Linked DNA regions of Mus musculus: region 2 is linked to region 1. The links are chromatin loops, found by intact Hi-C in ENCODE. Cell type or tissue: heart. All regions are shown on one strand. Links, peaks and the distances in the headings refer to the core of each region. The heading gives the core; the rest is flanking DNA.

Region 1 (12,016 bases), core at 3,660-6,159:
TGTTTTTAATTTCTTTATGTTAGAAAAAAATTCTCCCTTGCTATGTGAGTCTGTTAAATAAACGTCACAAAACTTCCAATCTCCACTGAAGAATGAAACCTGATAAACATCTCTTTGAAGGTCTGGTTTATTGCTTAAGTCTGTGTCTTTGGGGAGAGATTTTCCTGGCTGCCTCAGGTTTGCCCAACTCTGATCTGGGAAAGGTCTAGAATGTTCTTTTCAGTTGGACTTTCCTGCGATAGTCTGGGGCCAGCCTAACTCTTGTGGTTCTGGTTTGACGCATGGCCTCGGAGCTGTTTGGACATACTTGACTTTGTTAATATCAAACATATACGTTGGTCGTATAAATCTAAGGCTTTTAAAAGTAACGAGCCTGTCATTGGATGAGCACAGGGGTTCTCAGCCATGGCACTGCTGTCACTCTGAGCTGTGAGGGACAGTAGCACCCCTGGCCTCCGTCCACCCGAAACCATTTTCCTTCCCAGTTCCATCAGGTACAACTCCACTCTCTAGAGGAGCCGACGCCCATCTTCCAGGGGTGGGGGAGCGTAGTGGGGGCAAAAATCACCCAGTTGAGAACCACTGGGTTAGCTCTCCATTTAAATTTGATCCCACGCAGGGTGATAGCACTGTTAGCTTTTTTGTGGGGGTGGGGTGGGGAGGCTCTCTGGGGAATCTTTTCTTCTTAGCCATCATCTTCCTCAGAGTTGTTCCTGACGTGTGTCATGTGCAGACACTGGAGGAGGCAGATGGACATGGAGATCTCTATTTGGCCATGGTGTGGACTGTTTACATTTTACTTTGTTAGGACAGGCTCTCACTATATAGACATAGTTGGCGTAAGATTGGCTCTGTAGCCCAGGGTGGCCTTGAGCTTGCAGTGACTTCCTGCCTTCCTCCTGCGAACTGCAGTTACAGTATATGTCCACATAGCTGGCCTTTTGAGGGGGCTTGTTTGTATCAAGAAGGGTTTCTTTGTGTAGCCCTGGCTTTCTTGGAAACTCACTTTTTAGATTAGGCTGGCCTCAAACTCAAGAGATCTGCCCGCCTGCCTTTGCCCTTCAAGTGCTGGGATTAAAGACATGGCGCCACCACATCTAGCTTCGTACCCGGCTTTTTGTCGTTTTCTCTTTGTTTAAGAGGAGGATTACTTTTAGATCGGGATATCATTCACGTACTATAAAGTTTAGTAAGTATACAATTCAGTAGTTTCTAGTTGACTCACGGAGAATTGTGAAATGAACACCACTGTCCAAATTCCAGAACACTTAGCCCTAGCTGTGTCTAGGGGCAGTAAGTATTTGTCCCCCTCCTTCCCACCCTGACAGTCACTGCCTTGCTTTCTGTCCCTAAGTTTGCTTGTTCTCAGTGTTTCAGATAAGTGGTTCATACAACAGGTAGCAACTTTGGCATTAAACTTTTAGTCCTTTTATGATTAATATGGTCTTCAGTTACTACATTCAGAAATCCCTTTTTGTCTGTGACTTAATCCCATGGTTTCTGTTGCATATTGGCAACCATGCTTTGAAAATGTTAAATGTAGACTCCAGAAGTTTCATTTTTCATGAATTTTAAAGTACATCCCGTTCTGAGTGGTGTGGTGGTTCCGTCGCTCACAGGATTTGGCATCTTTTCTGGTGTTTCCACACTGTGCATACATCACTTAGTAGCCATCTCAGTTGTCAGATCATGTGTTCCAGTATCACAGTGCCGTGTCCAGGTAACTGACTATGTGACAGTAACCCGAAGCACCTGAGCCATGGTGCTGGCCATTCAGATGTGCCAAAATGTGCCACGAATCACGTCCTGTGAGTGCAATGGTCAAAGAAAAAGATACTTTGAAAGACCACACTGCATCATTTTTTTTAAAGATTTATTTATTTTATGTATATGAGTACACTGTAGCTGTACAAGATGGTTGTGAGCCTTCATGTGGTTATTGGTAATTGAACTTTCTTAGGACCTCTGCTCGCTCCAGTCAACTCCACTCGCTCAGTCCCTGCTCCCTCCGGCTAAAAGATTTAATATTATACATAAGTACACTGTAGCTGTCTTCAGACACACCAGAAGAGGGCGTCAGATCTCATTATGGGTAACCACCCGTAATAAATGAGATTTATTTATTTTGTATATATGAGTACACTGTAGCTGTACAATGCAGTATATGAACTGTTTTGAGCATCTGTGGGTTTTAGAGCATGCCCCCTGTAGGTAAGGAGGGACTGCCACACCATATTGTGTTTTTCCTTCACCATCCCCTTATGTAAGGTGATAAATATATTGCAAGGCCCCCAGTAAAGAGCTAAAAGCAGGGCTAACGACCCTACCCATGCATACACAAATCTTTGCTACATCCGCAAGTCTGTTGTTTTTCTATCTTAGGATGGTACTTATTATGTATTCTAACCAGAGCTTTTACAGTTTGAAATATCACAGCAAAACTAGCAGGAATCTCCTCTTCATAATTTCCTGGGCTGAAGATTTATTTTTAGTGTAGATCATAACTCATTTATCTTCTTATCAGATTAGAAACTTTTCATTGTTTCTCTTCTGGAGACACTTTAAGACGTGTCTTTGGCACATCTGAATCTCTGCATCACTACTCTTGCATGTACAGACGATCCTAAAATCAAGAAAGAGTTACGCACACACATTTCAATACTGTGGTAGCCAAGGTGGCTGTGAGTGACTAGTCCGTGATGATAGATTAAGTAAATGTGCCGGACAAGGGTGGCTCGGGTTCCAGGGGACAGAGTGGGACAGCTGGAGGCTTCCTGCTACTCAGAATGATGTGTGCTTGAAAACTTATGAACTGTTCATTCCTGGCATTTTCCATTGAATAATTTTGGACTGTAGTTGACCATGATTACCACAGAAACTGAAACTGGCTGGGGGAGGTTACAGCCTAAGGTTTTATGTGAGTGTGTGTTTCATACCTACTTCATGTGTGCCCAGGAGGGGAAGGTGAGCTGGAGGAGCCACCAGACTGCTGCTCCGTACATTCTCAGTCACAGTGTGTAGGCTGCAGCCTCCCCAGCCTGCCTTACACCAGCACGTGTGCCGTCTTAGCCCATACCCCGCGGGAGGGGTGGAGTAGTGTCATCGTGAGCTTGGCTTGCACTTGCACCATGACTAATGCTGTTGAGAATTTTTTATATGCTTATTTGCCATTTGTATTTTTGGAGAAATGGATTTAAATCCCTTGTCCTTTTATTTAGTATCGGGGCTTGCTGCTGTTGTTTTGTTTGTGTTGAGTTGTAAGAGTTCTTTATGAATTCTGGGTGCTAAACCCTTATCAGAAGTGTGATATGCAAATAACTCATCTTGTTCCGTGAAGGTTTTTTTACCCTTTGTTCTTTTTTTTTTTCTTCTCTTTTTTTGCGGGAGGTGGGGGCCTGCAGATCAAATTCAGGGCTTTTACTCTCCACATGTGGAGCCCCACAGAGCTGTGCTCACGGCCTCTTGCTTTATTCTTTTGTTGTTTCTCAGGACATGGTCTCTATAGAGCATAGGCTGGCTTAGAACTATGTGGAACAAGCTGGCCTCAAACTCACCATCCTCCTGCCTCAGCCTCCCAAGTGCTGGGATTATAACATGTATCACTACACCTGGCTTTTGTGACTTGATAGTACCCTTTAAAATGTTTTATCTATTTTCATTTCATCCTTTGAAGCATCCATGCTTTCGGTTTTGACCAAGTCCATCTTTTGCGTGTTTTGGCCACATGTTTTGGGAACCATATCTGAGAAACCATCCCCCCCCCCCCCAGTGTCACAGGAATTTATATTTTCTCTTATGAATTTTGTTTCACATTTAGGATGTTGACCCATTTTGAGTTCATTTTTGTGTATGGTATGAAGTGAGGGGGAGGTCCTAGCTTGATTCTTTCAAAGTATGGATTTTAATGACTAGGGGATTCTTTCATCCAACTCTAAAATGGGAATCCAGGGGCTGGAGCAACCTTTGCTTCCTACTCCTGGATAGCTGCACTCTTAGCTTCCTAGACCCACAGTCATAGATCCCATCTCAGAACCTCTAGAGATGGTTCTGACTCTGTAGAAACCAATCCATGGATTATCACAACCATAACCGTTCTTACAGTGAACTTGGAAAATAGACAGAGCCAAGTTTGTCCTCCAGACCTGCTCATTTCATGTTAATTCCAAGTCATTCATTCAACTTTTCTGCACCCTGAACTGTTCTGAGAGTGATGATCTGGGACTCTTTGAAGGCTGCATGAGATTGCACAGTGAATGTCTGAGGCTTAGAAGAGGCATGGGTCAGGCACACCACGTGTCGTCATACTGGGCTGTTCTGGTAGGGAAGGAGACTCAGGTCTCTTCAAAAGGAAAGTTTATATCATTTCCTTATATTAAAGCTACTTGACACTTGACTGTAAACAAAAAAAATTTTTTAATTTGAAATGTAACTGTCAACTGTTAGTACTGGCTTTAGATCCATTTTATTATCATTTGTTTTAGTTGAAAGGACTGTGGGTGATAACAGGCCTGCTTGGTGTGTTTGGTTTTCAAGGTTATAGTCCTGGAGCTCTTTTAAAGTTTTATGTGAATCCTTAAGTGAGGAATCTTTGCTGAAAGTTGAACCACATATATTATGGCTGACTTCTACTAGCACAAAATAGAAGCTAGCCGAGCTCCCTCAATCCTTACTCTGTGTATCTAGGTCACATCTGAGTGATGGCCTCTGTGGCTTGTCATTAATGCCTGGCTAGTGTCCACTGACAGGCACAGTGCTTTAGCACAGGCCAAGAGATATCAGGGCCTGGCTAGGTGTTTGTTTGTTTGTTTGAATTTTACTTATTTTGTGTATTTTATGTATGAGTGCTCTATCCTCATGTACACCTGTGTGCCACAAGGGGGCATCAAACCCCATCATAGATGCTTGTGAGCCACTGTGTGCTGGTTGGAAATTGAACTCAGTGCTCTTAATTGCTGAACTCACTCTCCAGCCCCTGGCTAGGGGTTTTTAATTGAGCACTGGCATATGTATTTGGGGGTACACTTGATGCTAGGCTCTAAGTCCACATAGTGGTTACATGAAGCCCAAAGTGGAGGTGTAGCTTATCTAGAATGGAAAAGGCCCCGGGTTCCATCCCAGCACAACAGACTTTTAAAAGTTCTTGGGAGGCGGGGGGCGTAAGCATGTGCCTTTTCCCCCAAGAGTGCACACTGACACATGGTCCTCTTCCTGGCATGGCTGATCAAGTCTGTAGCACATGTTATTTTACAGTTGTGTTACCTCAAAGCACTTCAGGTCCCTTCAGCACAAATATAGCACGCTATGTAAAGAACCACCTGTCTCCACAGGTGACACAACACGGGAGTCCATAGCTGGGCTCAGGGGCTACTGAGCCCCCTGCCCTGCCTCTTACTGTCCCAGAGAGAGGCCTGACTGTATTGCTTCACCCACAGGTGCAGTGTGACCAGAGGAGGCTGGTGTTCTAGGTTTGCAGTCTGAGGGATTTCAGAGTCCCTTGGTTTTGGCTCTCTCCTAAGATGAAGATCAGTCTGAGGAAGCCAAGTAGGAAGGGCAACAGGATGCTCTTCCTGTGCCCTGAGTGGGAGAGTGGTACAGTTTGCTTTCGATATTCTTCAGAAATTAAAGCTCTTGGCTCCTCATATCAACTCTCTGTGTTTTCTGGAAACTCCAGCCCTGTCTCCTTCGCAGGGCGGATATGCAGCATGATTCTGTCTCTGCTCTGTCTCAATCAACACCAGTTGTCCAAAGAAATACACAAGGAGGGGGAGGGCCGGACCGCGTTGACGACAGGGCAGAAAGTCGGACTTCCTGTGCCAGTACAGTGCCTGCACTGCCTGGGAGCTGAGGGAAGTGTAGGCTGGCAGCCCCTGGGACTTAAGCAGTTGGTGGTCTGACTGCAGGAGGATAGGAAGTAGAGGGCATCGTTTTTTGAAGTACGTGGGAGACATGTCTGTGGTTAGTCCAGGCGTTTTCCTGGCTGGGCTCAGAGCCTCACGTCTGCCAGGGGAACTGATGGGCGTGGGAGGTGGAGACTGAGGTTGAGCTTTCTACAACCTGCAGCCTCTGCCAGCTGGCACCCTGCTTCTCTGCTGGCCTTCTACATTGTGACCTGTAGCCCTAACTCTCTAACACAGCTGTGATGGCTTTCTGTACACCGAGGGATGAAGTGACAGAGGAACAGTTCTTACGTTATATATAAACTGAATAAACACAACTTTTAAAGATCATAAAAGGTCAAGAAAATAAAACAGGAAAATATTCTTACATTCTTGGAATAAAAGATCCTTGCAGTTACAAAGGAAAAGAATTAGAGGTTAAACATAAAAGTGAAAAACCTCACTATGTTAAGAAAACCACCTTGATCAAAGGACAACCAGGCCAGAGGAAATGCTTCCTGTATAAACAACCATTAAAAGTGCTGTCAGGGGGCTGGCAAGATGGCTCAGTGGTTAAGAGCACTGACTGCTCTTCTGAAGGTCCTGAGTCCAAATCTGAGCAACCACATGGTGGCTCGCAACCACCAATGATGCTATCTGATGTGTCTGAAGTCAGCTACAGTGTACTTATTTATAATGATAAATAAATCTTTGGGCCGGAGCAAGCAGGGACTGAGGGAGCAGGATTGACCAGAGTGAGCAGAGGTCCTAAAAATTAAATTTCCAACAACCACATGAAGGCTCACAACCATCTGTACAGCTACAGTGTACTCACATACATAAAATTAATAAATAAATCTTTTTTAAAAAAGTGCTGTCAGGAGCTAGGTGAACAGCTCCTATCTATCCCAGCTACTTGGGAGGTTGCAGGAAGAGGATTCTGAATTTGAACCCAGCCAGGTAACTTGGTGAGAGAGATTCTGTCCAAAACACAAAAGGGGTGATTGCCATAGCTCAGTGATAGAGGCCCTAGGTTCAGTTTCCAGTATTCGACGGGGGTAGCTATGATTTGTAAGGTTATGAAGAAGAGACAAGTACTAAGAAAAACAGGAACACCCCCCCCCTTCCCTACAGCCTGGTGCTTTGTAAGTTCTATAAATACGTGTGTATCCTAGCTATGCTCTAGCAGCGGTAGCAGCAGCGTCCTATGAGTGCTGAGGGGTTATTTGCACCGCCATCTGGGCTTGTTTACAAAAAGACCTGTGTACTACCATCTGCCAATTTAATCTCTTGCCTGTGGGAGGTGGGGTGGAAGGTTTTGATGGGGTCTGCAAAAAACACGATTGTTTTTAGATTTTTAGAATTTTATGTGTATGAGTGTTTTTTTGACATATATATATACACACACACACATACACCATGCTTGTGTCTGTATCTGAGGTTAGAAGAGATTCCTAAAGTTGGAATTTGAGCCTAAAATTAGCTCAAAATCAATGGTTGTGAGCCACCACGTGGGTCCAAACCAGAGTTCCCTAGAAGAGTGGCCAACGCTGATAACCACTGAGCTGTCTCTCGGCCCACGATTGTTTTGAGTGCAGAGGCAGTTGGTTATGTATAGGGGGAACCAAGATTGCGTGCTGGAGGGTAGCTTTACTGGTTTATAGCCATATAAAATTGGGATGTCCCTAAAGCTCTCCACCTGTGTTTGCTTATCTGTGTTACATGGTACAAGGTAGCAGGTCCTCTTGTAGGGCAGTGGGAGAAGTCAGCCAGCCAGAACCTACCGAGTACTCAGGCATTGTACTAGAGCCTAGCATGACTGCTGTTAATGTAAGAGAACATGGTTCTTGCCATGTCTCCTTAAGGCATTGCATTATTTGAAAAACCTTTGCCACATCTTCCTAGTGACCCAGGGGCTTTGTGGGACTGCTCTGACTCTGGAAGGGATGCACACAGGACAAAGGTGTGTCCACTCTTTTCAAGAAACATTTGACAAGAGAGAAGGTGGCAATTCCTTTCTCCAGAGTCAGTTTAGGGATATGCTGGCTCCCCAGCCAATCCTTACCATTGGTCAATCTTTGCTGACTATGGGCTGTAGCACGATCCGCCATGTTGTGCAGACCATTCCGACATCCAGAGATCCGAAAATACTTGGTTCTGTTTCTAAGCTCCTTGCTTTGTTCTATGGTTCTGTTTCTAAGCTCCTTGCTTTGTTCTAGCTTTTCTTCCACCTCCAGCTTTTTTCCCATCTCACAGCTGTGTCCTGCTAGCTGCTTGCAGGCCATGCAGCTGGAGGATAGGCATGATACAACCCAGTACAGAACACTCACTTAGAACATCATCAGATGTTTGTTGTGACTATATTGTTACTTGATTGTGCAGTTCTCAAGTGTGGGTTTTGAAAGTGACAGTGTCTTATTGCAGTGTCAAAGATTGGACACTCCTGAGATCTAGACTTGGCCCTCCACAAGCAGACTGAGTAGCTAGCGGGGTGTGTGCAATTCCAGGGATGGACAGGTAGGTGTCTAACTACAGGGCTTGTTTCTCCACAGGAAGTAAATGGTGTCACTGCAGCACTGGCTGAAGAACTCTTTGAAAAAGGTACATACATAGCACTTGGTCCTTGAAATGCTGGGCCATTTGCCTAATCTAGTAGGTAGCAGAAGGCTCAGGCTAGCATGAGCTCACCTGTAAGGTCTTCTCCAGGGCCCACCTTCTTGAAGGTGTCAGGTCCCGGCTACCCACCTACTTGCCCTGCAGGTGAAGATCTATACCCCTTCATTCTTAAGATTCCTTGTTAGCATTAGTTGTCTGTCTTATTATTATTATGGAGGGGGGCGAGACATGTGTCACAGCACACATAGGGAGATCAGAGGACAACTTGGTAGAGTCAGTTCTCTCATTCCACCTTTATGTAGGTTCTGGGAATCAAACTCAGGTAGCCAGGCTTGTGCATGGTGAGTGTCTGGGTCTCACCCAAGTCTCAGGATCGAGTTCCAAGCCACATGGGATGTTGAAAGATGGCTGGCATGCTGCCATCTTGCACCTGATTTGTCCTTGCTTGGAAGTGTTCAAATCGCAAGTAGGAGTCAGTCTTGCATCATGGTCTTGCCAGAGAACATATTAACAATAGCTGACATGTAGTGAGCAGCCCCTGCCAGCATGCTTACATTTAGTATTTACTACCTTCCCTGAAGTAGAGGAAGGATGCTAGTGGTCAGAGGCCCAGAGACCTGATAGAAGAAGCAATTTAAGGACTAAATGCTGGCATCTTATTTGACCTTAGTCTCTACATATTAGAGGGTGCAGTGTAGTTGTGATACCCAGAGCACTGCCTTTCTTAGCCTTGTCCTGTCTCAGTCAGTGCCTTAAATCTCTACTCTTCTGGATGGCTCCCCACTCCCGCAACACATCCCTCCTTTCTCATCACGTGTCCAGGACTGCCCTATGCCCAGTGTGAGCTCCAAAAGGCTGCTCCTATGTACTTAAGACCAGCTTTACATGGTGGGCGGGTGCATGTCATAGGTGCTTGCTGCATGCTTATTGACTGTTGGCTTGGTGCTTATAATGCCCTGGCTGTACAACAGGCTGGGACTGAGTCTAGACACTTACCTTTGGGTTTGGCTGTTACAGGAGAGCAACTTCTAGGAGCCGGTGAGGTCTTTGCCATCAGGCCCTTGCAGCTCTATGCTATCACAGAACAGCTGCAACAGGGAAAGCCTACTTGTGCCAGTGGTGATGCCAAGACTGACCTTGGACACATCCTAGACTTCACCTGTCGCCTTAAGTATCTTAAGGTAAAGATGCAGCAGCTTAGTTGTGCAGTCACTCACTTGGCTCTAGTTCTGACAGCTTATTAGCTGCCAGTGTGTGAAGAGGACCAGGGCTTGGGGTGTTCGGTATATGAAAAGGACATAGTGTCCTTGATACCGTGCTTCTGCCTGTGAGCAGCAGAGGCCAGCAGGGCCCACTGTCTCAATACTGTAGAAGTGGTCAGAACTTTTGAGTTTGACAGCTACTGCCACAGTGACCCAAACGTGCAGATGGGGAAGGTATTAGCATCTCTAATTTAAATCTATTTTGGTCTTAGGTTTCAGGCACAGAAGGACCTTTTGGGACCAGCAATATTAAGGAGCAGCTCTTGCCCTTTGATCTTTCAATATTCAAGTCTCTTCACCAGGTGGAGGTAAGACCGAGTCTGCTGGTGAACAGGCAGGGCTGGGCCCTGCACAGCAGCATCTTGCACCTAATGTCTGTGTGTAGGAATGGTTGCTTTCATATTTGTCAATAGATTGGCAGGTTCTATCCAAGTAAGTCAAGCCCCTCTAAAGACAGAAAGGGAGCCTTTTCTGACCTCAGCTGGTTGCAGGCCTCCATCCCTGCAATAGGAAGTATTAGATATGCAGAGCTCCAGAGCCTGGTCCCTCTGGTCTCTCGAGGAGCCAAGGACAAGCATTATTCAGGTAGAAGTCACAGAAACCATCCCAAAGGCCAGAGAGAGGCAGTTCAAATTCTTTGTTTTCCAAGTCAAAGGCCTGTGTTTCCTGAGCTTGGCTTGTATGCTCAGCCTTGTACCCTGCGTCCATGTATACTCCATCAAGTCTCCCAGCTGTTCTGTGACGTATAGAAGCTTTCCTTCTGTTTACAGCCGAGGAAACTAGGCTTAGGGCGAGGAGGAGGCTTGGTTGAACTCCAGAAGCCTGCTCCCACTGACCTGCTCTTACTTGAGGACGTGGGGCAGTTGAGAAGGCAGAAGAGACGCCCCCTGTACTGTGGAGGGAACCCCTTTGTTCCCTGCTCTGATTCCTGTGTCCTCCTTTTCTGTTTACTTGGCAAACCCAGATATCCCTTAACCAAAGAAGTGGAATTTGTGTCTCATAACATGAGAGTCCATTTTTGAGACAGGGTCTCACTGTGTAGCTCTGGCTGTCCTGGAACTCACTGTGTAGGTGAGATTGGCCTTGAACTCACAGAGATCCACCTGCCTCTGCTCCTGAGTACTGAGATCAGAGGTGTTTGAAACTATGCCTAGCTAAATGCCTTTCTTACTAGATGCTTAAAACCGTTAATCTGCTAAGTAGCACTGGGGAATAAAAAAGACCAAGGTTGTTTGTTTATTTGTTTGAGACAGGGTTTCTCTGTGTAGCCCTGGCTGACCTGGAACTCATGCTGTAGACCAGGCTGGCCTCAAACTCAGAAATCCGCCTGCCTCTGCCTCCTGAGTTCTGGAAGTAAAGGTGTGCCACTGCTGTCACCAGGCTGAAAGAGTCACCTTTTGTCAAAGGAATGCCTAATTCCTGGGGTTTCTGAGGCTTCAAGATGCCATTTCTGAGACACAGCTGTTTTTTGTTCCAGATAAGTCATTGTGATGCCAAGCATATCCGAGGGCTGGTCACCTCCAAGCCCACTTTAGCCACAATGAGTGTTAGATTCTCAGCAACCTCAATGAAGGTGAGATCTGCCTTTGTGTTTCTGCCTGGGGCCTGGCCTGTGGGCACAGCCTTTGTGAGTGAACCTGACTGAATTTCCTCTGAGCCCAGCAGCCCTGGCTTAGCACTTATTTGTCTCTCTTCCTCCATGGACTTGAAGAGGAAGATGAGGCTTAGAAGGGTTGGGCCTTGTCTGGACATGAGTAACAGAAACAGCCAGCTGCCAATGTCGGAAGTTCCTTTTATGGTTTTGTGGATATCATCATCACAAGGTTAAAATCCTCCCTTAGCATAGAGACCATATGTAGTAGCAAATTTTATGACTTAGGCGTCTGATCAGAATTTGGGTTTATTGAAACTTCTTTCGCCTAAGGCACCTGGCTGAAAGGAAGAAGCTGTAGGGAGAACAAAGTGTAGCTGCCTTATCCCTTGGAAGGTGTTCCTTGCCGTGTGGCTAAAGCAACCCAGGCTGATCCTAAGAAGATGTCTTGTAGAAGAAGTCAAACCAGGGAGAACTGCCTCCCTCTCCTTTGGTGATTGATGCTCTGGGCTGTTACTCTCCTCTTATCGATGATTCGCTCCCTGTGAAGTCATGGCTAAGGGATTTGCTGCCCACAGTAGAGACCATTCTGAAAGCATGGTTGCCTGGCAACACCAGAGCCCTTCAGTCTCTTCTGGTTAAGCCGGGAAAGATATCACTCTATAGCAGAG
Region 2 (12,016 bases), core at 4,632-7,131, 65 kb after region 1:
GCCTGTAGCAGTGTTCAGTGATAACTGTTCACAGGAATCACTGTGCAAGGGAGGCACGCTAGAGGAAAGCAGGACCTAGGAGACGAGGCCAGGGCTCCTGGGCCACTGTGCAGGCATGTGACCAAAAGGCTATCTCTATACTATCTCTTAGTATCAGTGAGTGTATCCCCTAGTATCTAGCTTCCTTCCTAACAGTCCTGCCCTGGTGCCGTTGGCTCTAGCCCCACAGTGCAAGCATGGTCAAGGTTGGGAGGCTGCCCTGCACAGTCCAGGGCCGACCACCAGGCACCGTCCTTACCTGCCGATAGATCTTGCCCTTCTCTAGGCGAGTGATACGGTCCCAGTGGAGGGAGCCCTTCTCGTCAAGCTTGCGAAAAGGCCTGCGTAAAGAGCAAAGAACCCGATTTGCAGTCGGTGACAGAGCCAGGCTAGGTAACTCCCTCCTTATCCCTGTAAAGGCCCATCCGCTCAACTAGGACACTGACCAGCAAGGGGGTCACACAGAATACTTAGTCAAGGGCCCCTGGGTTTTGTGCCCGTGTCTTCTCGTTGGCATGGTGCCTCCATCCTCCTCCCACAACCCCATACGCCCTGCTACGCCCGTACTTGCGCCTGTCGGTGAAAAAGTTGGGCTTGTCTGCCTGGACGATGACGACGTCGAAGAGTTGGCGCCAATCGGGACCTACCATGTGCCGCATACCTTTGTCCCTGTGTGGAGGTGGCACTGGCTATAGGAGGTCTGGGAGCAGCACTGTGCTGAGCAACTCCCAGCTCCCTGCATAGCCTTCTCCCGTGGGCCTGGACTCACACAAAGCTGAAGGGACTGTTGGTAATGAGGAACAGCTGTTTCCCATGGGCCACCAGGCGGCTCAGCACCGCAAATGTCTCATCTCCTCTCAGGATGTACTTCTCTGAAAGGGAAGATGGGTCTGCAAGGGCCAGGTCTGTGAGCCTCATGCTCAGGCAGGCCACGGTAAGGGCTACTGTCCACCCTTACCCATGTCTTGCTCGATCCACTGGTACATGAGGCCCTTTACATGCACATCGCGGATAGCATCCTGGAGGGCACGAGGGGACAGTGAGGATATGCTAGAGAGGGAGGCCTACCATGTTGCAAACAGATTTCGTTTCATCTAAGGGACAGTCCCCACGTCCTCTCACCGTCACATCCTTGTAGAGATGTACTTGGTCAAACTCCAGGCCGTGGCCCAGAAAGTAGTCCACCACACAGGACAGCAGAGCCATCTCTGGGAGCGAGAAGATGTCCATGAACTGCTTGATAGATGGGCCCTGGGGAGGGAGTTCACTCTCAGCCACCATGCCAAGGACCGCGGGATCAAAATCTCTGGTCTGGGTGCTTCGGGCAAGGGCAAGGTGGTGTGGGATACCTTGCCATAGAAGCCGCTCATCTGGTAGAGTGGGATGTGCTGGGTGCCGCCGTACAGGTCGATCACTTCATCGTCCGGCACAGGCTTGAGGCCCCTGAGTTGGGGGTGAGTCGGGGACAGATGCCCTCAGCCTGAGCCCAGGCAGTGGTATAGCATAGGGACAAGGGCAGGATGAGGGCGGACCCAGCACGAACCTGTAGGCCGTTCCCAGTTGTACATAGTGAAAAGCGTCAATTTTCATCAGAAGGCTCTGGAGGGGGCAGGGCCAGTGGTGAGGGAGGTGTCTGTTGCTGGCCCTGAACCAGCTTCTCCTGGGACCTCCCAACCCTCAGCAACAAAAACTCCACCAGATGCTACTGGGGGGGGGGGGGCGGGAAGCTACAACTGAAGTGGGGGTGGTCTGATGAGGAGAGATGGAGGTTGAAGAAGCTGGCCCTGTTCACATCTAGTCAGGAGGGGGTCAGTCAGTGCCTAGCCACTCACCTTCTGAATGTCGTAGTGCAGGCCACGGATGGCAAAGCTGGGGTCATAGTCATACTTCCGGATCCCCTCAGGATACTGTTGGCAAAAAGCCAGTAGCAGTGCTAGCCCCCAGCCCAGGATACCAGGGGAACCCCAGGACTCAGTCTGGGGCATAGGTCACACTCGGTCCTGTTGGTCTCACCTTGTAGTGCTCTATCAAGATGTCCCGGGCAGCATTGAAGATCTCAGGGTGCAGTGCATCCGCATACTGGGCCAGCGTGTAGTCGTAGTCAAAGCCATAGACTTCGACGTCACTCAGGCTGATCTCATTGTTGGCATAAATAGCTGCTGGGTTTAGGAGGCTGCAGACCTCAGGGGGCAGAAGGTCTACAGGGAAGGAGAACCAAGAAGGCAGGACCATCACCATTGTCTCAGTTACGGCAAACGGCCCGAGTGCTTGTGGCTACCCGCCCCCATGCGCCCCACGAGACATCTTGGCCATTGCAGTAGACACCAGAGAAGGAATGGGCCAAGGTAAGGCAGAATTGGCAATGGGCTAGCCTGCTTCCTCTGGGGATTGGGTCAGAGTCACAGGCCTCCCTTTTCTGTTAATCACCTGCAGTGCACCACGGATTCTGGACCTGGGTTTCTCCCAGGCTGGTTACTAAGTCCTACCAGACATGGGTATGTGGGAACCCTGGCAGCAGTCCTCAGAAGAGTCATACCCCACGCTCAAACCCCGTCCAAGTGGAGTGCAGGGACTGAGGACTCCTCCCATAGGGTGCTTGTTCTTTTCTGATCCGACTGGAGGCGGAGGCCATGAATGCTGCTTTTCCACTTTACCCAGGGCTGGGGATGAGGCCTGAGAACATTACAGGGGCAGAGAACCCGTGGGGCTGCCAACTTGGCACACCTGCCATAGGCCGGGAGAGTAAGGCCCCTCTAATCGGATTTCAACTGCTTGCCAGACCACATAATGACATTCCCGGTTTTCAGCCAGGGAACATTGCTAATTACCACAGTCGGGACGGAAGATGTCGGGTTTTGGGGACACAAGCCAGCTCTCTTCTGGTGATCATCATAAAAGCTTCAACAAGATTCACAGAGGGAAGCTAAGCCCTGTACTATGCCAAGAAGGTTCTGGGGCCCTAGGCTCGTCTGCCTTGTCTTCCCCATCTGGAGAGTGGGTAAAGTGGACGGAGAAGGAGGACACGATGTGATGGGGAAGTGAGTCAGGCAGGATCAGGTCCTCCCTTGCATGTCTGTGAATTCAAGAACGTTTAACTTAGCCCTAGGCTAAGGGAACAAAGTCAGAACCAACCTAGTTCGTGTAGTATTTCTGCTCCGAACCTATGCAATATGCAGGATCAGACGTGCCTCTGAGCCAAAAGCCCTGCCTGGGACTCCCTAGGTTACTTTTAGAGCAGAAGAAAGAGAAGAGGGAGGAAGAGGCTCGGTCTCAGAGACTTGATGTCCAAGTCTCCAGGGAAGCTATCAGCCACACTGATCCTGATCACAAAGCAAGATTCTCTGGCTCCACATCATGTCTAGCGGCTGCTGCACTGTGCAGACACCTCCTCTACGTGCTGGGCTGTTGCCTCAGAGGCCCCTCTGGAACACAGGGCTCCACCCCCATTTCCATTAGTGTCAAGTACAGGGTGTAGGTGTGGGAACAGGTGTGGCTGGTTCCTCGGGCGGCCTCAGCCAGCCAGTACAGAGCAGCACTTCTGAAGATTGCCAAGTGTGGATCTTCACAGGGATGTGTGTGCTTTCTCTACAGAGCAGCCTCAGGGACACCCTTTCCTCGCTGTCACAGGACCCTGGGCCGCAGCTGCCCACACAGCTGGATAGTTCCACAACCCTCCCTCCACTCCTGGATGACAACTTTGTTTACGAGTTGCCTGTGTCCACAGAACCCCTGGGTCAGGAAGCAGAGACATGGCCTTTGTGGGTCCAAGCTTGCAGCGTTCTGACTACGTCTTGGCTCTGCTTTTAAGGGTCTTCTCAGAGTCATATAAACGCTCCTGGGAACAAGTAGGATGGGCAAGAAGCCCACTTTCCCTGCTTACTTTCCCCGTTTCTGGACCAAGGAAATCAGAGCTTTGGGTGTGTGGGTAAGCCATGACCAGAGGTGGTCTGCGGTGTTTATGATTTTACTGTCAAGCCCCTGACCTCCTTTCTTCAGGTTCTACAGCCCTGGTAGTTACCACTTGTGAATCTTAAAACTCATCTCCTTCCCTCCTCCAATTCCATGAAGAAGTCACACTGCCACCTCCGGTGCCCAGAGAACTAAGCTTGGTAAAGGCACCCAGTTAAACCACCCAGTACCCGGCACCCAATGAGATGCACACTCAGGCCACTCCGCCCGCTTTCATCACTCTTCTTTGCCTAGCTTTCTCATCCCATGAGGCCAAGCAGTTTAGGTGACAGCCCTTCTCCACTGCTCTCTGAAGGGTTACTAGCCCTGGCCCTAAAACCTAGCCTGGGGGGCGGGCGGGCAGGCGTCAGGGGTCAGAGGCATGAAGCTAGCTCACCCTGGCATGGCAGTGGAAGTGACCCTGCACACAAGAACTCACAGAGCATGTAAGGGCCTGAAGATGAGGAAGAGTCCTGAAGGATATTCTCAGTAGTGTCCCCCTCCCCCAAACATCCTAAGTAGGTTTCTCAGGCCACTCAGAGGGTCTACACTAGGGGCAGAACGTTGACTTCTTAAATAATCCTGGTCACCCTGCAATATTCCCAATCCTTAAGAGCAACCATTCTTGAGAGGTCTCAAGTAATCTGACTGCAGCACGTCAAGAGGTGAACTCTGGCCAGCGTCCAGCTCTCCTCACAGCTGGAGTGGAAACCCTAGTCCAGTCACAGCTGGAACCTCCCTGTCAGGGCTCCTCTGTCTTATCAGACAATGCAAGCCACCTCACCTCTGGGGCTTCCTGCAGAAGGTCCCCAGGCTCCTGCTTGGCCTTGTTCTTTCTGAGTCATCAACGAAATTCTGGGACAGAACACTGAGGGTCTTCAGAGGGTGTGAAGCCGAGGGCCACCCTGCTGGGCAGTGATAGGGGTCACAGCCCAGACCACATCTATCGGCTGAAGAGGCAGGGCCCCACCAGACCAATGGACAGATGTTCGGCGCTCAGATCTCCAGCCTCATCAGCCCATTCCAAGGGAATGATTAGGAGAGGGTTAAGTGCCTTGTGCAGTTCTATCTGAGATATAGCAACTCCCGAGGGATTGCAGGGGGGGGGGGGGGGCTACAGTAACTTTTCTGTTCCTCCGAGTGTTTAGAGTGCAGTAGACCGCCAGAGACAAGCCAAGAGGTGCCTGCAGTGTCCGTCTGGTGTCACCTTACGTCGTGCCATCTGTGAACACGGCTCAGTCAGTCTTTGTCCACACACTGCAACTAAGGGCCAGAGGAGAACGAGGGACTGGGAGGGGTTCTACCGCTACTGCCCGCAGATTGGACTCAGGAGCAAGACCATGGGGGCCGCGTGCGCAGCGGCCGCTCCAGGCATTCCAAGCTTCTGCCGCCAGAAGACAAAAAGCCCCACTCGCCCCAGGAGTAGCGGTGTCCTGCAGAGACACCTCCTAACAACCCGATGGAGCCTTTTCTAAAACGCCATTTAGCCCTCAGGTTTTGGGACCCCGGCGAGCCCCACCAAGCGTCCTTCACCCCGGTCGGTGCCCTGGCCGTCTGTTGGGCACCGTTCGTCTGACGACCTACGGCTCACTGCCCACCCGGCGTCACCCACCGTGCACCAGCCTCCGCATGTCCTGGTAACGAGCCCATAAGTGCGCGCTGAGGTCCGCGCCGTCTGCGGGCGCCGAGCGCGGGGTGCTGGGGCAGTGGGCTCCGGGACCCGGCGGGCCGCAGCCAGGGCAGGAGGGTGAGGACGAGGCGGCCCGCGGTCCGCTGTGGCCTCTGCACAGCAGCAAGCGCCTAGCTGTCGCCCGCAGTCCGGCACCCGCCATGCCCCCTGCGCGCTGCCCCGGCCGCCCTCCGCCCGTCCGCTGGCCCGCCTGCCCGCCGCTCTCCGACTGCCCGCCCGCCACCGTGGCCGCGTGCTTCTCAAGGCGGCCGGCCAATGGGGGAGGCGCGCGGAGCCCATCCGGCCAATGGACGCACCACTCGGCCCAGGGGGCGGGAGGTCTCCGGGACGGGGCGGAGCGGGCTCCGACCCCCGCCTCCTTGTCCCCTGCTCGGCTCAGGGGCTCTGCGCCCCCCTTTGGTCGTCTCGGTGGCGATGGCGGTACCTTTCCTCCCTTGAGCGGGAAGTCGCAGAGCCCCGGGTCTCCGCGAGATCCTGGACGGCCGAGGAGCAAGAGCGCTCGAGTGTACTGCTCTTCCTTTGCCCAAGGGTCTTTTTGCCCCTCCCCTGCTCTTCTGTCCTATTCTTTCCAGACCAGTTCTCCTGCCCCGGGGCCTCGTGCCCCTGCCCCAGTTTCTGACTGACTGCACGTTCCACTGGAGCTGAGGTCGCTAAGACAACAAGAGCTCTACTTGCTTTCAGTACCAGTCCCAAGCTGGCTAAGACCACTTGGCCTGATGGGCAGCTGACGCCTGCTGAGGCAGCATTTTCTTTGTATTGCCTGGTACCCAACCCAGGTGATCGACTTAAATGAGGAGCCTATCTACTGGGCATACGCTTCTGGCTGTGGGCCAGGATCACTGCAGCCACCAGGTTTTGGCGGCTGTAAAAGGATGGGCCAGACGGTGCAGGCCCCCAGTTGAATTGCCATGGTTTTTTTCAAGCGCTGTCTCAATGAAATTCTTTTCATTCCATCCACTTCTGTTTTCTTAGCTTGCAGGTGTACACTAGGAAAGGCTGGGCCCAATGTCCATTGTTGGTGGTGAGTTGCCCAACTGAACACACGTGGCTGTTGGGTTTAAGGTTGTGTGTAATGTGTACGTTTGTAGTTTGCCTGTACCTATGCTGAGGATCGGGTGTATCAGATTCTGGTCTGGGTAGTCATGGATGCCGAAGGGTGGGCTTATGGGTGGACCCTTGTAGGTCCATTGACCTAGGTGGGCTGTGAAGACCTGGCCACATGTGGATTCCTTCCAAGTGGATGACACTTTACAAGTTTCAGTCCTCAGATCCAAGAGAAATGGCACCAAGTGCCAGGCGTTCACTGTGTGTGGCTTCTCCAGTAGGTACCTCCAGGCAGGCTGCGCTTAGTCAGCTGTTTATGACCCCCCCCCCTCTTTCTCTGCCTTCATGGTTCCCTCACTGCCTCTATTCCTTCCCCAATAAACTCCTTTCATACCAGATTTGTTGCACAGCATAATTTCTCAGGGGCATACCTTGGCATGGGCCCACCAGGCCTCCTCGCTGCAATCTGTCATTTAATTCTGTTTTTTTTTTTTTTTTTTTTGATACAGGGTTTCTCTGTGTAGCCCTGGCTGTCCTGGAACTCACTCTGTAGACCAGGCTGGCCTCGAACTCAAGAGATACGCCTGCCTCTGCCTTCCAAGTGCTGGGATTAAAGACATATGCCACCACTGCCAGGCCATTTAATTCTTTTAGATTGTCAATTCTCACAGCATCATAGAAAGGCTCATCTTACAAGGGTGCCGATAGGGTTGTGGTTTGACAGCGAAGTCACTCTTTACCTTGATCCTCTTCTGTAACTATTGGTTGTGATGCTTAAAAACACTACAAGTTACCAGAATAACGGTAATTTCCCACTTATCATAGGTTTATATTATTTTAGCATGTTTGTTATAGACAGTTGTACTTTTTGCTGCGACGATAAAATTCAGCTTTCGAAAATGCATATCGAGTTATGTTTGTATTAGAATCCAAGTCAAACCAGTCACATCCAGAAATAAAAGGAAGGAGTGTCACGAAACTGCATTTTAGCTGATTTCATTCACAAAGGGTCGACACCTCGGTCAGGGTATTACAAAAAAAGATGGCGATGGCAGAGTAGGGGGCGCGGCAGTAAACTCTGAGCCTCAGCAGTGAGAGCAGGTCGAGGGCGGGGCCGCCACGCCACGTTGGAGACCCCGCCCCCCGAAGGTTCTCCGTCTCCAGAATCTAGGCGCGTGCGCAGGCTTCTTCAGACCGACTCAGCCTCACAGAGCACGCGCGCTCAAACAGCACTCTGATTGGAGAGTCTGAGAGTCCCGCCACATTCTGATTGGCGGAGCCGACCAGGCTTTGGGTCTGTCCTAACTTCCGCGACCTAACTCTTGCGGCCGGGCTGTGGCGCTGCAGTCGAGTCTTGGTGCTCAGTCCACGGGACTCCGCGGACACGCAGGGGTCCGCAGGGTTATTTGTACTGCCTCCGGGAACACCAGTCTGCCTGGTTCCGTCCCTACCCCACTGGGAGGCCTCGGTCATGTTCTCCAGGGCCCAGGTGAGGCGAGCTCTTCAGCGAGTGCCCGGCAAGCAGCGATTCGGCATCTACAGATTCCTGCCCTTCTTTTTTGTCCTGGGAGGTGCGATGGAGTGGATCATGATTAAAGTGCGCGTGGGCCAGGAGACCTTCTGTAAGTGAGGGTGCAGCAGCCTCCGTTTCTCCCGTGGGTATGCGATCCATTCAGTTGCAGAGTTCCTTTCACTTTGGGCGTTAGGAACAGTGTTTTGACAGTTCTCGTGCAGCGAGGCAGGAGGCCCTTAGGGCTCTTGTATTTTGTTCACATTGGCATCCAGCCCTCCTCCTCTTCCGGCATTTGAAGAGGGCACGTGCCTCTAGTCAGGCCGTGCAGGTCTTTGTAGCCTGTCCTTGGCCCTGCTGGTGACTTTGGGCCTAAGGAACAGGATTAATCGCATGTGGAAGAGGAACCAGTCCTGAGGGAAATTCAGAGATATAGCTCAGAAATTCAGGTTAAGGCCCTTGCCCTTTGAGAGCTTTAGCCCAAACTCCTGAGGAAGTTATCCCGGCTGTCCTAGCTAATTACTACTGGTCACTCGCTCTCCTTAGGTTATGTCTTTGACCTAGAACTGTGAAAAGAATGTCTGGCATTTCTGAGAACGGCCTCTGGAACTGCCAGTTCCTTTCAGGCTTTCTCCCAACCTTTGGGCCCTTTGTCTGCCTCTCATGTAACTTACCATTTGAGAATTTTAGGTTGTTCTTTCAAAACCTCCATTCATTTCTTTCTTTCTTTCTTTCTTTCTTTCTTTCTTTCTTTCTTTCTTTCTTCCTTCCTTCCTTCCTTCCTTCCTTCCTTCCTTCCTTCCTTCCTTCCTTCCTTCCTTCCTTCCTTCCTTCCTTCCTTCCTTCCTTCCTTTCTTTCTTTCTTTCTTTCTTTCTTTCTTTCTTTCTTTCTTTCTTTCTTTCTTTCTTTCTAAGATTTATTTTGAGTACGCTGTAGCTGTCTTCAGACACACCAGAAGAGAGCATTGGATCCCATTACAGATGGTTGTGAACCACCATGTGGTTGCTGGGAATTGAACTCAGGACCTCTGGAAGAGCAGTCAGTGCTCCTAACCACTGAGCCATCTCTCCAGCCCCTGATTACTCTTTCTATACTTTGACGCGGAGCCCGACTATGCTGGCCTTGAATCTTCAAAACTTAGAGTCATCCTCTGGGTTTACAGGCATGGGCCTCCACTTAATGTTTAATAACTATGAGAATATCTAGCGAAGAAGGCAAGTTTCAGAAGAGCTCATGGTGTAGTTTGGTAGGAGAATAATTGCCTCACATGATCCCAAACTCCATTTTAACCCCTTCCCCTACCATTAAGCATGCCATAAGGGTTTGTGAGTAGTCTAAGAATCCTAGGTGGCCACTTCATTGGATCAGATGGTATGGGGAAGGCCTTTGGGGAAAGATAGACATTTAGGACTGTTACCCAGGTAAATCGGGGAAGATCGATGAAGCTCACTTCATGGCAGTGGTGAACCTGGAAACCTGGAGGCTTATGTGTATGCTGTTCCGAGGGACTGCAGCTGATGCACAGCGTGAAAGGTGGCACGGATAGAAGGGTCCCTGTGCAGGGCCATAAAAGTACTGGACAAGAAGAATCAAGCCTATTGATTTGGTTTGGTTTGGTTTTTCGAGACAGGGTTTCTCTGTATAGCCCTGGCTGTCCTGGAACTCACTCTGTAGACCAGTCTGGCCGAACTCAGAAATCCGCCTGCCTCCCGAGTGCTGGGACTAAAGGCGTGCGACACCACACCCAGCTCTAGCCTATTTTGATAGAGACATAGGCACTGTGTGGTTGGCCAGACTTGAGCTGATGGCCTAGTCAGGCTGGCAGAAGGAATGCCAAGAAGTGGGTAGACCTGAGACAGCTTAGAGTAGTGTTGATAAGTCTGGTAATTGAGATGGGCATGGGAACTTCTCAGGGGACAGAAGGGCAGGGCTGATACTTCCACTGAAGGTACAGAACACAGGCAGGGGGCTGGAGAGATGGCTCAGCAGTTAGGAGCACTAACCGCTCTTCTAGAGGTCCTGAGTTCAATTCCCAGCAACCCATGGTGGCTCACAACCATCTGTAATGGGATCTGATGCCCTCTTCTAGTGTGTGTACTCATATATATAATAGTAGAAAATCTTTTTTAAAAATTATTTATTTTTAAATCCATGGGCAGGGTGATTCTGGGTATAAGGTAGGACATGATGAAATGGGTTAAAGATCCCAAGTTCAGGAGGACAGTTTGGGCCAGACATCTGGGTTTACAGGCCATTCAGCTAACCTGTAATGGAAGCATCAGACTTCAGCATGTTTAAGGTGACTTAGAGTGGTCAGAAGGAACACCAGGAAGGTTTGTTTTTTTTTTTTTAGTTTTTCGAGACAGGGTTTCTCTGTATAGCCCTGGCTGTCCTGGAACTCACTTTGTAGACCAGGCTGGTCTCAAATTCAGAAATCTGCCTGCCTCTGCCTCCAGTGTGCGGCTGGAAGGATATTCTTAAAGACAGGTGTCTTAGGGTTTTACTGCTGAGAACAATCATTACCAAGGCAAGTCTTATAAAGGACATTTAATTGGGCTGACATACAGGTTCAGAGGTTCAGTTCATTATCATCAAGGTGAGAACATGGCAGCATCCAGACAGGCATGGTGCAGGGGAGCTGAGAGTTCTACATCTACATCTGAAGGCTGCTAGAAGACGACTTGACTTCCAGGCAGCTAGGGTGAGGGTCTTAAGCCCACATCTCCGGTGACACACCCACTCCAACACGGCCACAAATCCTAATAGTGCCACTCTCTGAGCCAAGCACATACAAACCATCACAAGTGATAAGGAAAAGTGACTGTGACCAGGGAGGAGAGACTGAAGGATATGCAAATGCTGATGAGAAAGGCGGGGTTGGAGCTGGGGCTGTCACTCACTTGGTGCAGCACTTGTTTCAGCATGCAGGAATTCTTGGATTCAATCTGCTGAGAAAAAGTGGGGGGTAGGGGTCGGGGGAGGCTGTGGGGAACTGTGAGACTCCACCTTCACAAGCCCCAGTGCCCAGTGGGATCAACCATAAAAATTAGAGTTCTTTACAGTGGCCTTTCTCTATGAAGGGAGTGTTGTCATTCAGGGCTGAGGAAACTCTTGCAGCCATGTTAACAGAGCCAGTTAGAGTTGCCTCAGGCAACATGAATTGAGAAGTGAGGCAGTTGGAGCAATCTCTGGTTGGAGTCTTAGAGGGGGGCCAAGGAGTTAAGGTAGTAAGTAGAGTGTGAAGTAACTTCTTCAGCTGTTTTGGCACAAGAGAGGGAAGAGAAAAGCCAAAGGGCCAGAGGAAGGGAGTAAACTCCAAGGCCAGGAAAGCCAGGACTGGAAAAGCAGTTGTCATCGGAGCAGCATTCTTCCCTCGGAACACTGTAACCGGAGACATAAGGGAGGCCAAGGGGTTGGTCCTTCACCCCTAAGAATATGGGTGGCAAAAAAGGCACAGAAACCATCACAGGCAAGAAACCTGAGCTGGCAGTCGGTGGTAAAATCCCTGAGAGGATGACCATCAAATGAACCCTGAAATAAGAGGATTTGTTTTTTTAAAGAAAGGAAGATGTTTTCTTTTATACATGAGGGCAGAAAATGAGTAGTTTGGAAAAACAGCTGCTGAGAACAAGGAACATTACTTCGCTCCTTCCTCAGGTTTTGGGTTTAGGAAAGGGAGCAGCAGAGAGCCTTGGGCAAAGGAAATCTTTGAGAACAGAAAGATATACCAGGACAGGATTCTGGGACACAAGTCTCTCTTTGAAGACATCGCTATTTACCCTGT

What was found. Hi-C counts contacts between places; a loop is a spot of excess contacts. Peaks named below come from ENCODE experiments on the same cell type or tissue, not always from the same donor. Only the 100,000 strongest peaks of a DNase experiment are listed, where the experiment ranks them.
Region 2: a loop joins it to region 1, with 4 times the contacts of the local background. A loop is called at or near these places in 17 of 42 quality-filtered maps.

What each region holds. Positions count from the first base shown.
Region 1 is chr14:31,189,042-31,201,057 of GRCm38, reverse strand. Nisch (nischarin) reads left to right here. Exons shown (of 21, transcript NM_022656.2): 4 at 8,429-8,477; 5 at 9,510-9,673; 6 at 9,967-10,062; 7 at 11,232-11,327. Among named protein-coding and RNA genes, the nearest start is that of Nisch, 12 kb to the left of the region's middle. In heart, for the core only: CTCF peaks have their summits at 4,652 and 4,872 (motif pointing right); DNase peaks (open chromatin) are centred at 4,967, 5,337 and 6,037; H3K27ac peaks cover 1,194 bases.
Region 2 is chr14:31,124,960-31,136,975 of GRCm38, reverse strand. Nt5dc2 (5'-nucleotidase domain containing 2) reads right to left here and starts at 5,887. Exons shown (of 14, transcript NM_001374087.1): 1 at 5,600-5,887; 2 at 2,053-2,237; 3 at 1,872-1,946; 4 at 1,583-1,638; 5 at 1,389-1,482; 6 at 1,162-1,290; 7 at 998-1,058; 8 at 809-911; 9 at 607-708; 10 at 299-380. The coding sequence starts at 5,819. Smim4 (small integral membrane protein 4) reads left to right here and starts at 8,046. Exons shown (of 2, transcript NM_001308091.1): 1 at 8,046-8,343. The coding sequence starts at 8,193. In heart, for the core only: a CTCF peak has its summit at 6,063; DNase peaks (open chromatin) are centred at 4,795, 5,265, 5,955, 6,345 and 1 weaker place; H3K4me3 peaks cover 2,341 bases; H3K27ac peaks cover 2,500 bases.